2 separate regions of the Mus musculus genome follow, and region 1 is linked to region 2. Evidence: chromatin contacts called from ENCODE POLR2A ChIA-PET data. All regions are on one chromosome and are shown on one strand. The core of a region is the stretch at or near the end of the contact, and the rest is flanking DNA. Distances in the headings are between cores, read along the strand shown. Region 1 holds the start of Apold1 (apolipoprotein L domain containing 1). Region 2 holds the start of Gpr19 (G protein-coupled receptor 19).

The links. ChIA-PET counts read pairs that join two places held with the same protein, here RNA polymerase II (POLR2A).
Region 1: POLR2A ChIA-PET joins it to region 2 with 10 read pairs in Patski. The contact joins the promoter of Apold1 here to the promoter of Gpr19 in region 2. POLR2A ChIA-PET finds 5 or more read pairs at or near these places in 4 of 5 experiments (Patski and embryonic stem cell).

Annotation. Positions count from the first base shown.
Region 1 is chr6:134,980,176-134,986,061 of GRCm38, reverse strand. It overlaps Apold1 (apolipoprotein L domain containing 1), which reads right to left and starts at 4,061. Exons shown (of 2, transcript NM_001109914.1): 1 at 4,033-4,061; 2 at 1-2,480. The coding sequence starts at 2,477. The coding sequence ends at 1,737. Gm36428 (a long non-coding RNA gene) reads left to right here and starts at 2,417. Exons shown (of 3, transcript XR_003956531.1): 1 at 2,417-2,924; 2 at 3,668-3,925; 3 at 4,007-4,164.
Region 2 is chr6:134,895,025-134,900,709 of GRCm38, reverse strand. It overlaps Gpr19 (G protein-coupled receptor 19), which reads left to right and starts at 2,516. Exons shown (of 4, transcript NM_001362050.1): 1 at 2,516-2,878; 2 at 3,497-3,548. 2810454H06Rik (RIKEN cDNA 2810454H06 gene) reads right to left here and starts at 2,749. Exons shown (of 1, transcript NR_029441.1): 1 at 1-2,749. RefSeq lists a cis regulatory region at 2,569-3,104.

The sequences.
Region 1 (5,886 bases), core at 2,812-5,311, 84 kb before region 2:
GGGACATCCAGGGCTGCCTAGAGAAAGACACAGTGTCAAAAAAAAAAAAAAAAGCCACATCAATGTCAAATTAAATCAGGATATACGCCAACTACAGTTTATAGGAAACAAAAATAAATATAGAAAGAGCACCCCTCCCCCTCATGCCAAAACATTTCCTCAGACACGTGGCCATCACTGGGAATCATAGGGGCTGCGCAAATGTATAGCATTAAATAATTTAAATATACAGCCAAGGTTTCCTGGGTATGGTCCCAAAGACTTTGCAACTCTTTCTAAAGGATAATTTAGGAAGATATTGAATAAATTAGAAGTACTTTCTTAAGCATAGATAGCAGGTTTCTTACAGCCCCAAAGTCAAAATGTGACAGATCTCTATCATAACACAATTTTATAAAAACAGAATTTCATAGGACAGGTTTCCAAGGTCTAAATGTTTCCTTCATGAGTCTCTATTCCTCCACTCCTGAATTAAATAGGTTTTCTTTTTCAAGTCAAGTGCTTTCTGGCAAAGTACCTTCAGGACACACAGGCTTAATCATTCATATATTCCACAATTCAAGACTCCATTTACCAGTTTAAAAATCAGTTTAGTCTCTCTCTCTCTCCTCAGGACTCCCCCATCTTACTTACAGGGATCGTGCCAAACACTAGAGAGTCCTCTCTGAGGGAAAAAGACTCTAGAAATCCAAACCTGACCTCCTGGAAAGAGCCTTAACAGACTCCCTTCCTATTCAGACCCTTAATATTCTTATTATTTTCTAAATGCTATAGTTAAATAAAATCAAATGTAAATAATACACAGAAATTAAATAACTAATTTTAAATAAATAAAGATATGGTGTCTGGAGTTTTCAGAGGATAAAGAGGTTTGGGGTTTTTTTTGTTTGTTTGTTTTGTTTTTATTTTTTGTTTTTGATTTTGTTTGTTTTTGCTGGTAACTTCACATTACCTCTGTACCAGTCTCTACATGGAATGGGCAACACTGCCCTCTAAAGGGTCTGTGCTGCTCTGTCTTCTAGTTTACAGGGGACAGAGTAACTGGCTTTACAAGCACACAGCATAGTCTTTCTTGGGCTGCTGGGCCAGTCTTTCCTGGACTTTCTGAGAGTGACTCTGAAGGTCCTTTCTTATCTCAGGGCTTCACAACAGGGTGTGTTCTTACCACCATCTGTGTCACTGAACAAGCCAAGTCTCAGCAAGAGAAGGTGGCTAAGTCACACGACCGGTGGGGGACAGAGCCTGTGATCAGTCCAAGACTGTTTAACTCAAAGGCCGTTGCTCTCCTCTTTGTGGTCAGTTATTTAAAATTGTCAGGGACTGCATCTCACCCCTCCCCCAGCTTCTTTACAGAAGTGAAGGCGGGTGAGTATGTTGGGATTAAAGTGACTCTTCGGGTGGCTTTCCCTCTCAGGGTACCTAGAGGTGTGAATTTGAAGCCATGCTGGGAAAGTATGCAATAGTCAGATTTGGTCTATGAGTGGATAAACTGGGGTGGGAAGAGCAGAGCAAGTCAGCTCCGCGGCCCAGGTTGGGTCTACAATCCCTACAAAGACAAAAAGGATCACATACTCAGTTGGGATTACACAAGCGAAAAGTCCTTCACACACACAAGGAGCTAAGGACTGACGGAAGCCCTGCAAGAAGAGTTCCTATCATCCTTTGCACTCCACCCATGTAGCACTTCCCTGTGGATGCTACGACTCTAGAACATTCCATATAGGTAGAGGATGCTCTTAGAAAAACAACGCTGCGTCCAGATCAGTGGAGATCCTGAGGTTGTGGCCACGGCCGGCCTTGGTGCAGAGCTGGACCCGGGACTCCAGCTGCTCACTAAGTTCATCCAGGGCGCCAGTGCACGACTCCAGGCTCTCTGACAGTTTCTGAATCTTGGCCTTCAGGACGGCCTGGCTCACTTTGGTGGCCCCCTCGGCACGTCTGGGGATGAGGAAGCCACGTGAGCCGAAGAAGACGATGAAGTAGACAGAGTTGTAAAGGGCCATGGAGGCGTCCCTCCCGCTCTGCAGCAGCTGGCGGTCCCTGCGTCCCTGCCACTGACAGAAGAACTCCAGGCAGCTCAGAAGCTCGCGCATCTGGTCCTGGCAGGTGGCGGCGATCTCCTGCACCCTCCGCACCTCCCGGGAATTGCAGAAGATCAGAGAGAGGTCGGACGTGATGGTGACTGCCCCTCCGGCGGTGGCCACCCCTAAGCCCACGGCCGACGCCACGAGCGAGGCTCCCAGGGTGACCGGGCTGAGTGACAACCCCACGATGGCTGCCAGGGCACCAGCGGCGCTCAGAGAGCTGCCCGCCACGTTGGCCGCCAGGGAGCGCCTGCGTAGCCGCTCCAGCCTCCGGGCCACTTCGCGCAGGCGCAGCACTTGGCTGTGCAGCCGGCCACGGCGGTCCAGCAGCAATCCTTGGAAGCGCCGCAGCGCATCGGCGCCCTGCGGCTCCCAGGCCGCCCGCTTCTCCATGCCCTGTGAGGGACATAGACGCACAGTTAGCCCGAGTTTCCGCACCCGTTGCTGCCCTAGGCTAGAGCTGCCCGGTGCACTCTCTAGAGAGTCCTCAAATAATTAATAGACTTTATGCTGGGCGTGTTGCCTTAATGGTAGATCACTTACCTAGCGTTCAACCCTCAGACTCAATCCACAAGGCTGCCGAAATGAATACACGAATAAATAAACCACTCAGGACTGGGAACAGGGAGGTAGGTTACTACTGGGTTATGGGTCAAGTTTCCAAAGGCTCTGGAGCCTGGGACAAGTCACACAAGTTCCCAGAACCCGTTAACTGTGCGTTCCAACAGAGATTATGCTGTCTTCTGCTTTCCTTCCAGGGAACAAAATCTATGGACACCATCCACAGATTTAAATAAAGGTTTAAACGGGAAGGTGGAGACTATTAGAAAGCTGCTCCAGGTAAATGCTCTGAAAACAGAGACTTTGCTCTGTTTTCAAAATGACACTTGGGCTGAGGATGCAGCTCAGGGGTAGAGCCATTGTCTGGTGTGACACCCTATTCTATTCCCCAACTCCTGACAAACAAGGACCAATAAAAAGAAGAGAACACCTTAAAAGTAGCAAACCGTGCATGTAACGTAACAAAAACTTTTCATTATGTGGAGACTTGTGTCCTAGGGACTCAAGGTACTTGCCCCCCCCATTCTCATTATATCATTATATTCTCTCTCTCTCTCTCTCTCTCTCTCTCTCTCTCTCTCTCTCTCCTTCTCTCAATGTCCCTGTCCCTCTCTCTAATCCTAGCACTTGGGAGGCAGAGGCAGGATCATTGAGAGTTCAAGGCCAACCTGGTCTAAATACTGAGTTCTAGGCCATCCAAGGCTACATAACAAGAATTTGTCTCAAGGTAAAAAAGAAAAGGTGCTAGCTAGCAGCTCACTGGAGGCTTCCTTGGGTCCAGATGGACTGAAGCCAATAAAAGGTGACTAAGGGAGAAAGCTGAATGTACCAGGTTCATCTGTAAAAGGCCATCTGTCCTGGTAATGAGGGAGCCCCATTTTCATACACACTGTACTCTCCACCAGTCAGAACTTCTTAAAGGCACCAAATAAGTCACTGAAAGAGCATGTCGGACCTGAACGAGCAGGGCAGAAGTTATTTAATTTTTTATCTTTCTCCATTTGTTTTTGTTGTTTTTAAAGACAGGCTGTTACATAGTCCAAGTTGACCTCAAACCCCCGATTCTCCGGCCTCCACCTCCTGAGTTCTAGAATTCCAGGCTTGCATCGGCATGCACAGCCAGAACTCATTGTCCTCGGTTAAGATGAAGGCCTTTAGAGACCGGCTACCAACAGCTGATGTTTCTCAGTGCCCCCAGAAGAACACTGGTCTCCTGACTCATAGGTCCTACAGCTCCTGGTTGACCTCCATGATCTAGCTGACCAGTAAGAAGTTTTCAGGTAACAAGAAGGTTGGGAAAAAGTCACTCCAAATACATGACGCCTCGAGAGTTGACCCCGATATCACCAATCCCATTGCAGACACATCCCTCGGACTCCCCACTTACCCTTCACTCTGGCCTCCAGGAAGAAAAGTGGGAGACTGTTTCTGGACGAGCATACTTTATAGCTCCCAGGAGCCAATGACGGCTCTGGGAAAGCCTTGTCTCATTCTGAGAAGCTGCTGTTTCCTGCCCTGACCCCTGCTGCCTTCGGCCAGGATATGACATGTTGGAAAAAGAGACGCTGGCAAAGCACGTCCCGTATTTAGGAAATGAATATTGTGTGTTCGCTTTCCCCTCCAAACGCAGGAAGAGAACCACAGGCTCTTCCCCAACTTGAAACAAGTGCTGTCATCTCCCAGTGGGGATACCCTGCCTTTCCTCTCCTGAGAATAGCTACTGACGCCATCGGGGGAGGCTTTCCCACATGCCCCAGGCTGCCCAATTATAGTGTTTCTTTGAGAGGACTCCATCAGAAAATCATTTTTAAAAAGAAATAGGAGGGACCGGAAAACTTAATTATGATCGATACAGCCACTCATGGTCCTTTTCAAAGAGCTTTGTGGGGATGTAAGTAGCTGAAGCATGTGACCCATTAAGGGAGGGCAGCCAGCACCAAGGAGCGCCTAAAATTCAAGACCACGCCCACAGGAAGTGCTGCGTGCAGTTTAGGGCATCTCCAGCTGTGGAGAAGACACAGGAGGTCTCAAAAAGGGCACACTGCGGGGCCAAGTGCGTCAGAAAAATCACTGGGGTCAAGCTGCACACCGAGCTAATTATACACTTTCCATGGCAGCGGGGAGATGATGGCTTCCGGGGTTTTCATATGAAGCGAGGACTGTAGCTTGCATCATGGTTAAATGAGTGGATTCTAGCTACAGGTTCCCCAGCAGGGTCTGAAAAACAGTTATCTATTACAGAGCGTGCAGGCGGGGAAATGAATGTAGCTTCTTTCTGTGCCTTTACCCAGACCAGATGGCGATGCACCCCATAGCTATCCCTGAAGCAGTTAGGGTGGGGGTGGGGGGAGGGGAGAAGCTGAAGCTTAGTTGGGAAACCCAGTCTCACCAAAGGACCCCTGACACCATCGTCAAAGGCCAAACTGGTTTTCACCTAAATGATTCATGTCTCCAGCTGGAGGTGCAGTAGACTAGCACGCGGAGGCCCTGGATTCTAACACTGGCACCCAGAAACCCATCACTGTGGCCCACCCCTGTAATTCCAGCACCAGGAAGTAAAAGCTTGAGGGTTAGACATTCAAGGTCAGCTTCGGATTCATAGCTAGTTGGAATCCAGCCTGGGCTACGTGAGACCCTGTTCCCAAAACGAAACAAAAGTCCCCCTTATTCATTTGGAGTCTCTTGCATCTGTTCAGTGCGGTCTCACTATGGAGTTCTGGCTAGCCTAGAACTCATTAAGTAGATCAGACTGGCATTGAACTTGCCTCTTGCTCTGCCCCATTTGGAAAGTTTCAACAGCTCTATCATTGTAGAACACAATTAAGCCCCTCACTTTCGTATGGATAACCTGTCTTTACCAGAGCAGTGCCACCTGCAGCACACCCTGCTGCTCTTGACCTTGATCAGTCAGAATTTAGTCCACGTCCAAGTGTTCTGGTTATAGCTCCTACAGAATAGACATAACCGAGCAGAATGGCCCCAGCGTCTACTTGTACTCTTGAGATAAGAGGCAGAACGGCTGGGCATGGTGGCACAGGCCTGTCATCCCAGCACCTGGAAGGAAGCATCATAGTTTGCTCAAAGTTCAAGGTCAGCCCGAACTGGAGAGCAAAACCTGGAAGCACAGGGGCCTGAGTCTAATCCTCAGGACCTACATTTAAAACTGCCAAGTGTGGTGTTGCTGGTCGAGCAGCCTAGCTTACATCACAAGCTCTATCTACTCCAACCACAAAAGGGCAGC
Region 2 (5,685 bases), core at 1,267-3,766:
ACACTGTCAGTTTTTTCAGTTACTGACTGTAAAATCTTTGCTAGGTATATTTTCTGAGTTACACGGGAGACTAAGTGGGTGACCATTACTCTGGTTTGATTCTTCACCAAAGGATTCCTTTTCAATGAAGAAAGACATTTTGTTTGATCACTTACCAGGCCTACACTAATTTTTATCACATGTAGGCAAGTTAGAAACTCAAGGCTTCACTTTCTTTTAAATCCAAATGTCTTACATTTAGTGTTTGAGTGTAAAGACACTACAGCCCACATGTAGAGGCCAGAGGACAATCTTTAAGAGTAGGTTATCCCCTTCCACTGTGTTCATCCAGGGGATCAAATTCAGGTCATCTGCACTTGGTGGCAAATGCATATACTCACTGAGTAGTCGTGACAGCCCAGCAACCTTTTAATTGTCTTTTTGTGTTTTCTGTTGTTATCCATTGCCAGGTTGTTTGAGACAATGTTTTCCTGCACTCCTTAGGCTGGCTTTGAACACCTGAAACTCCTAAGCCTCCCAGAAACTAGCTTTGAAGATGAAGGTCAGACTTTTATCTCTTGAAGAAAAAAAAAAAAAAGACAAAAAAATTGTTTGCTGTGTGCATTTACATGCATCACGTGTGGTTCCCACGCTGGGCAGGAAAGGGTACTGGATCCCCTGGAGTTGGAGTTCTCAGAGTTTATGAGCTGCCATGTGGGCAGTAGGAATTGGACTCCAGTTGTCTTCAAGAGCAGCGACTGCTTTTCATCGCTGAGCCATCTCTGCAGCCCCGATGGACTCTTCATCTAACTCCCATACAGACTTTCCATTAGAGCCAGATTATACTGTTCAATGCAATCCTTTAGGGTGGCTAAGGTGGCGTACCTCTGTAGTCCCCGCACTTGGGAGAATGAGACAAGAGGATTCCAAATTTGAAGCCATTCTCCATTACATAGCAAGACCCTCTCTCAAAAAACAACCAACCGCTACAATCTGCAGTGATAGCTTCTTTGAGGACAGATGTCAGTCTTAACAAAGGAAGCCCTTTTTGAGTTAGTCTAGTCATAAATATGAACAAGAAATTCATTCACCCTCTCTGTATTTTCTCTCTTATGAAGGAAATGTCAGGTCAATATAGGTGTGGAAAACTGGTTATCATTCTACCTCAAGTAAGCTATTGTTCTTATCTATAATAGAGAACCTGTTTCTTTGTTTAAAACAGCGTTTCATGTAGCCCAGGCTGGTTTATGACTCCATACGTGGGGATTGCCCTGAACTTCTGATCCTGCCTCTATAGGTCTACCACCAAGTCCCATTTTACTCAGTTCTGCATAAATCCGTGGCTTTTAGGCAAGGAGCCTACCAACTGATCTACAAACCCCATTTTTTTTCTTCTTCAATGTACCACCATACCCAGATTGTATAGGAAAAAAAATGTTCAAAGTATGCTAAATTTTACTATTATATTGAACATAAAAAAAAAAATCCGAGGTGAGATGATAGCTTCTCTTGAGACAAATGTTGGAAGCATGACAAGTCTTCAAGTTCTGACCTCTTCTGTTCACATACATACATTTCCCCCTTCTTACTGGTTAAAATCTCACTTTTTCTGGTAGAAAAATGTTACAAATCTAAAGACTTCAATCTCACCGGTCAAAAAATAGGGTCTAATAAAATTGCCAAATAAATTCCATTGTTTTGAAAACTAGAAAAATGCTCAGGCTTAGCTAAGTTGCCAGTTATTAATTTTTTTTGAACGTACTGGAATCTATCAATAGAAATTCCTTCACAAATCAGTTTGCCTCTACTTGCAAATGGATAACCATATCTAAAATAATCTATGCTTATCAGATAATATTTTATGAGCACTGTCTGAGTCTATTTAGAGCGGACTTTGAAGGGACATTCAGACTCTTATGAACTAACTGGCTTCTGCTTTAAAGGGCTACTGCTTCTAGTGTCAGCTCTTTCTAGTTTCAAAATTTGCATGGCCGCCTTTCTGAGTCGCCTTCAAGAACAGTCTTAGCCCAGTCAGGAATTGCTCGAACTCCGGCGGCCTTAGGGTCAGGCTTATTTGCATCTTTGCTAAACAAAGTCCATCCTTTGAGGCGTCAGCGCCGCCGGTCTTCGCTCTCACGCTCCGCTGCTCACTTCAGCGACGGTGGCGTGCACAGCACCTGGGTCATCTGTGCTCACGATCCTGCCGCGACACCGACTCTGGGCGTTGTGGTTCTCATTTCAGGGCTCCGAGATTCCCACGGCACACTCGGCTGCTCGCTCCCTAGTCCCGGGACTAGGAGGCGCGGTTTTCCCGGAGAAATCCACGTCAGCCGCGCAGGCGCAGGCGCAGGATCTGGGCGGAGGGAAGGGGCCTGCGCTCGGCCCGCGGTAAACAAGCACTGCGCAGGCGCCGTGCGCCAAGGTGATTTTTTTTTTGTTTTGTTTTTTGTTTTTTGGTTTGCATAGCATCATAAAAAAGGGGGAAGGCCAAAGCAAACCCTAGCATCTTAAGACGATCGACGGTGTGGCTTCTGCTACTCTCACTCTGAGGCACCGGCTGCGCGACCATGGCAGCCATAACTCTTCCACAGAGCTGCCGGCCTTGAGCTCTTTCGCTCACTGTCTACACTGAGGCTGAGAGGACAGAGAAAAGACAGAGAAAAAAAAGAAGAAAGAAAGAAGATTTAAAGGAGAGGTGGTGGGCGGTTCCCACAACGCCACCGTAAAGACCTCTGTGCCTCTTTCCCCAGACAACGCGAGATCCTGTGCCAGCCGGGACTCCGCCCCCGCCCCGCCCGTGGCTGTGTGCGCATGCGCTGGGCTTTTTGGCGCGCAAACCGTTCAGAACTTCCTGCTTGGTCACAGGTGGCCCCGTCGGCCCCCGAGGGATGTCAGTCAGGTCGGAGCCGGGGATTCACGCCCACTGCGGCACGTCCTTAGGGATTTTTCGGTCAAAATTCCACTTGACTGTAACTCGCCCCCCCCATTCTTCTGTTCTCGTATGGGTCATGAGGTCTCCGCGAATCCAAGAGTCAGAGTGGGAAGAGAACCCCTCGCGGTTTTTAAAAGATGTTGCGATTTCGTTGTGTGGCACGCGAGCTAACTGGCATAAAAGGATAAATCTGGGGAACGAACGGGACTTCCCCCCCCCCACCCCCGAAGATTCTGAGAGGCTGTGAATGTGGACCGGGCTAACACAGTGATATGAAGATGAGAAGTTTTAAAAATGGAAGGAGCCAATGAAGGCTTGAGAGATGAGGCTAGGAGGAATTAGAGCAGTAGAGGAAGTTTAGCTTAAAATATTTACGCATATTTATAAGCAAGTAGGCAGCAGTGCCGCATATTTAGTCTACGATAGCGAAGTGAAATGGGGATGTCTTTGAGTGCAACAGAAACATTTTTTAAAGTTGTCGCAGGCAAGAGCTGAGGTTGGGGCGGGGTAAAACAGATAATCTGGAGTCTTAGGATGTTGCAAGTGTGGACCGCTCTGACTGATTTGGCCTCTTTTCTCTCTCAGGGGACGTGGAACACCTGCACAAACTGGATTTTTGCCCTATCACGACTCTGAGGTACCATCCGGCAACTGAAGTGTCCTCTTTCCAATAGAATGCCTGGCCTCTCCCACCAACTTCACGGTTCAGCCGGAATGAAATTTGGCTAACAAGTCACTCAGATGAGTCACTGGCTCATTACAAGATTATAGATTTCTAATCTATAGCCTTCCAGTTGTGTAGATCTTAGGATTCACTCTAATATTGGGAGCAGTGCTATATAGTACAGACAGTATTGTCATTTTTACTGTCCCTGGAGATTGTTTGCAGGACCTTGCACAAGTCCCGCAATGCATGATGCTCAAGTCCCCTGCGTAATGAGGTATACTATTTGCATATGACCCTTGTACATCTTTCTGTAAAGTTTAAACAATCTCTAGATTATTTGTGATATGTACATCGATGTAAATGCTATGTAAATAGCTCCTGTACTATATTGTATAGGGAGTAATGGCAAGAAAAGCATTCAGTACAGATGCAAATTTATCTTCTCTATTTTTATATCTGCTTTTGGCTGAATGTGAGGATGTGAAACCCATGGATGTGGGGGGTTGACTCCTCTCTCTCTCTCTCTTTCTCTCTCTCTCTCTCTCTCTCTCTCTCTCTCTCTCTCTCTCTCTGCCTGTGTGAAAGAGTTACCTCACTGTATTGATCAGATATGCCTAAATGGACTAAAAAAATCTAGTCTCTTATCTCAACTTTCTGAATAGCTGACACTCCCAAGTGTGTGTTGGGTACAGTTCTGGATATATTTTGATCCTTTGTGTGCTTTATAAAGAAAATGCAGGAAGATTGACGGGATATATAATTTGACTAGTCCTAACAACAGAGTAGCAATATAGCTTCCTTTGTAAGAAAACAAAGAATGGAAGGTCTTAGGATTAAAGCTGGCAGTGATGGAGAAGGCGCTATGTTTAGAGGAAAGCCCTTGGAAACCAGGTATAGGATCATACACCTATAGCCCTAGCTACCCAGGGATGAGCCAGGAGGACTGCTTGAACCTATCTGGGACATAGCCTGGGGAGGGGATGGAGAGAGGAAGGAACGAGGGAAGACAGAACCAGACCCTCTCAGACAGTTCCCTGTAAAGCACTGTATTTTGGCTGATTGTATTCTGTTGTGTGGGTTGTTTGTGCTGAATCCACAGGAAAATGAAGGGGAAACATGGGTACAATATAATAGGACTTCTGGGTTGACATCTAAATATTTGGTTTGGGGGATTGGGGTCATCCGTCATCTAAGTGTAATGTCATAGGTACTGTTTAGAATTGGGGATCAGAGCCCTGAGGTGTGACCTTTGGATCTGCCGGTTACACCTTATGACATCTCATTTCTTCATTTATAAGTAAGGATTACAGTAAAAGGAGAATAAGGATGAGGGTATCTTTTTAACAGTGACTTCATTTTACCTTGGTGGTATTCTTGCCTGCATCATATGTTTGTGCACCACTTGTGTTCTTGGTGCTCTGAGAGGCCAGAAGAGGACGTGGAATCTCCTGAGTTACAGATGTCTCTCTGAGGGTGCTAGGACAGAATTCAGCCTCTTGGGCTTGCTTTCTGGAGCAGAAAGAGCCTTTATCTGTTGAGCCATCTCTTTGGCCCATCAGGTTTTTTTGTTTCCTTGTTTTTTTGAGACAGGGTCTCTCTTAAGTAGACCAGGCTGACCAAGAACTCACAGAGTCACAGAGATTTTCTTGTCAGCACACAGACCTGCATCTGTGTCATCTCTGCAGCTCTAGACACTATCTTTCAGTGGGTCCCATTTTGTAGGGAATCAAGCATACATGTGAACGAGTCCTTGTGGGACAGGCAGGAATGCATGAGACATTGGTCTCTGTCCTAGTTGTTCTGTCTTTACACTTTATTATTGATGTGTCTGTGCTGAAATTAAAGGTGTGCACTACCATGCCCACCCTCCATCAGTCTTTTTAAGCTACTATTACTACTATTGCTACAGTTGAGAACTCCTGCTTAAAGAGTTTCTGAAGAAAATGAGAAGAAGCTAGAGCTAAGGCTTAAGCCCCTCTGCTCTGCACAGTTATCTATTTGAAGGGATTCTGAGGAATAAAGCAATGGCTTGAGATGAGCAGGCGAGTCGGGCACAGTGACATAGATTCTGGAGGGGAAGCGCTGAAATAAGCATACTAACTTGGGA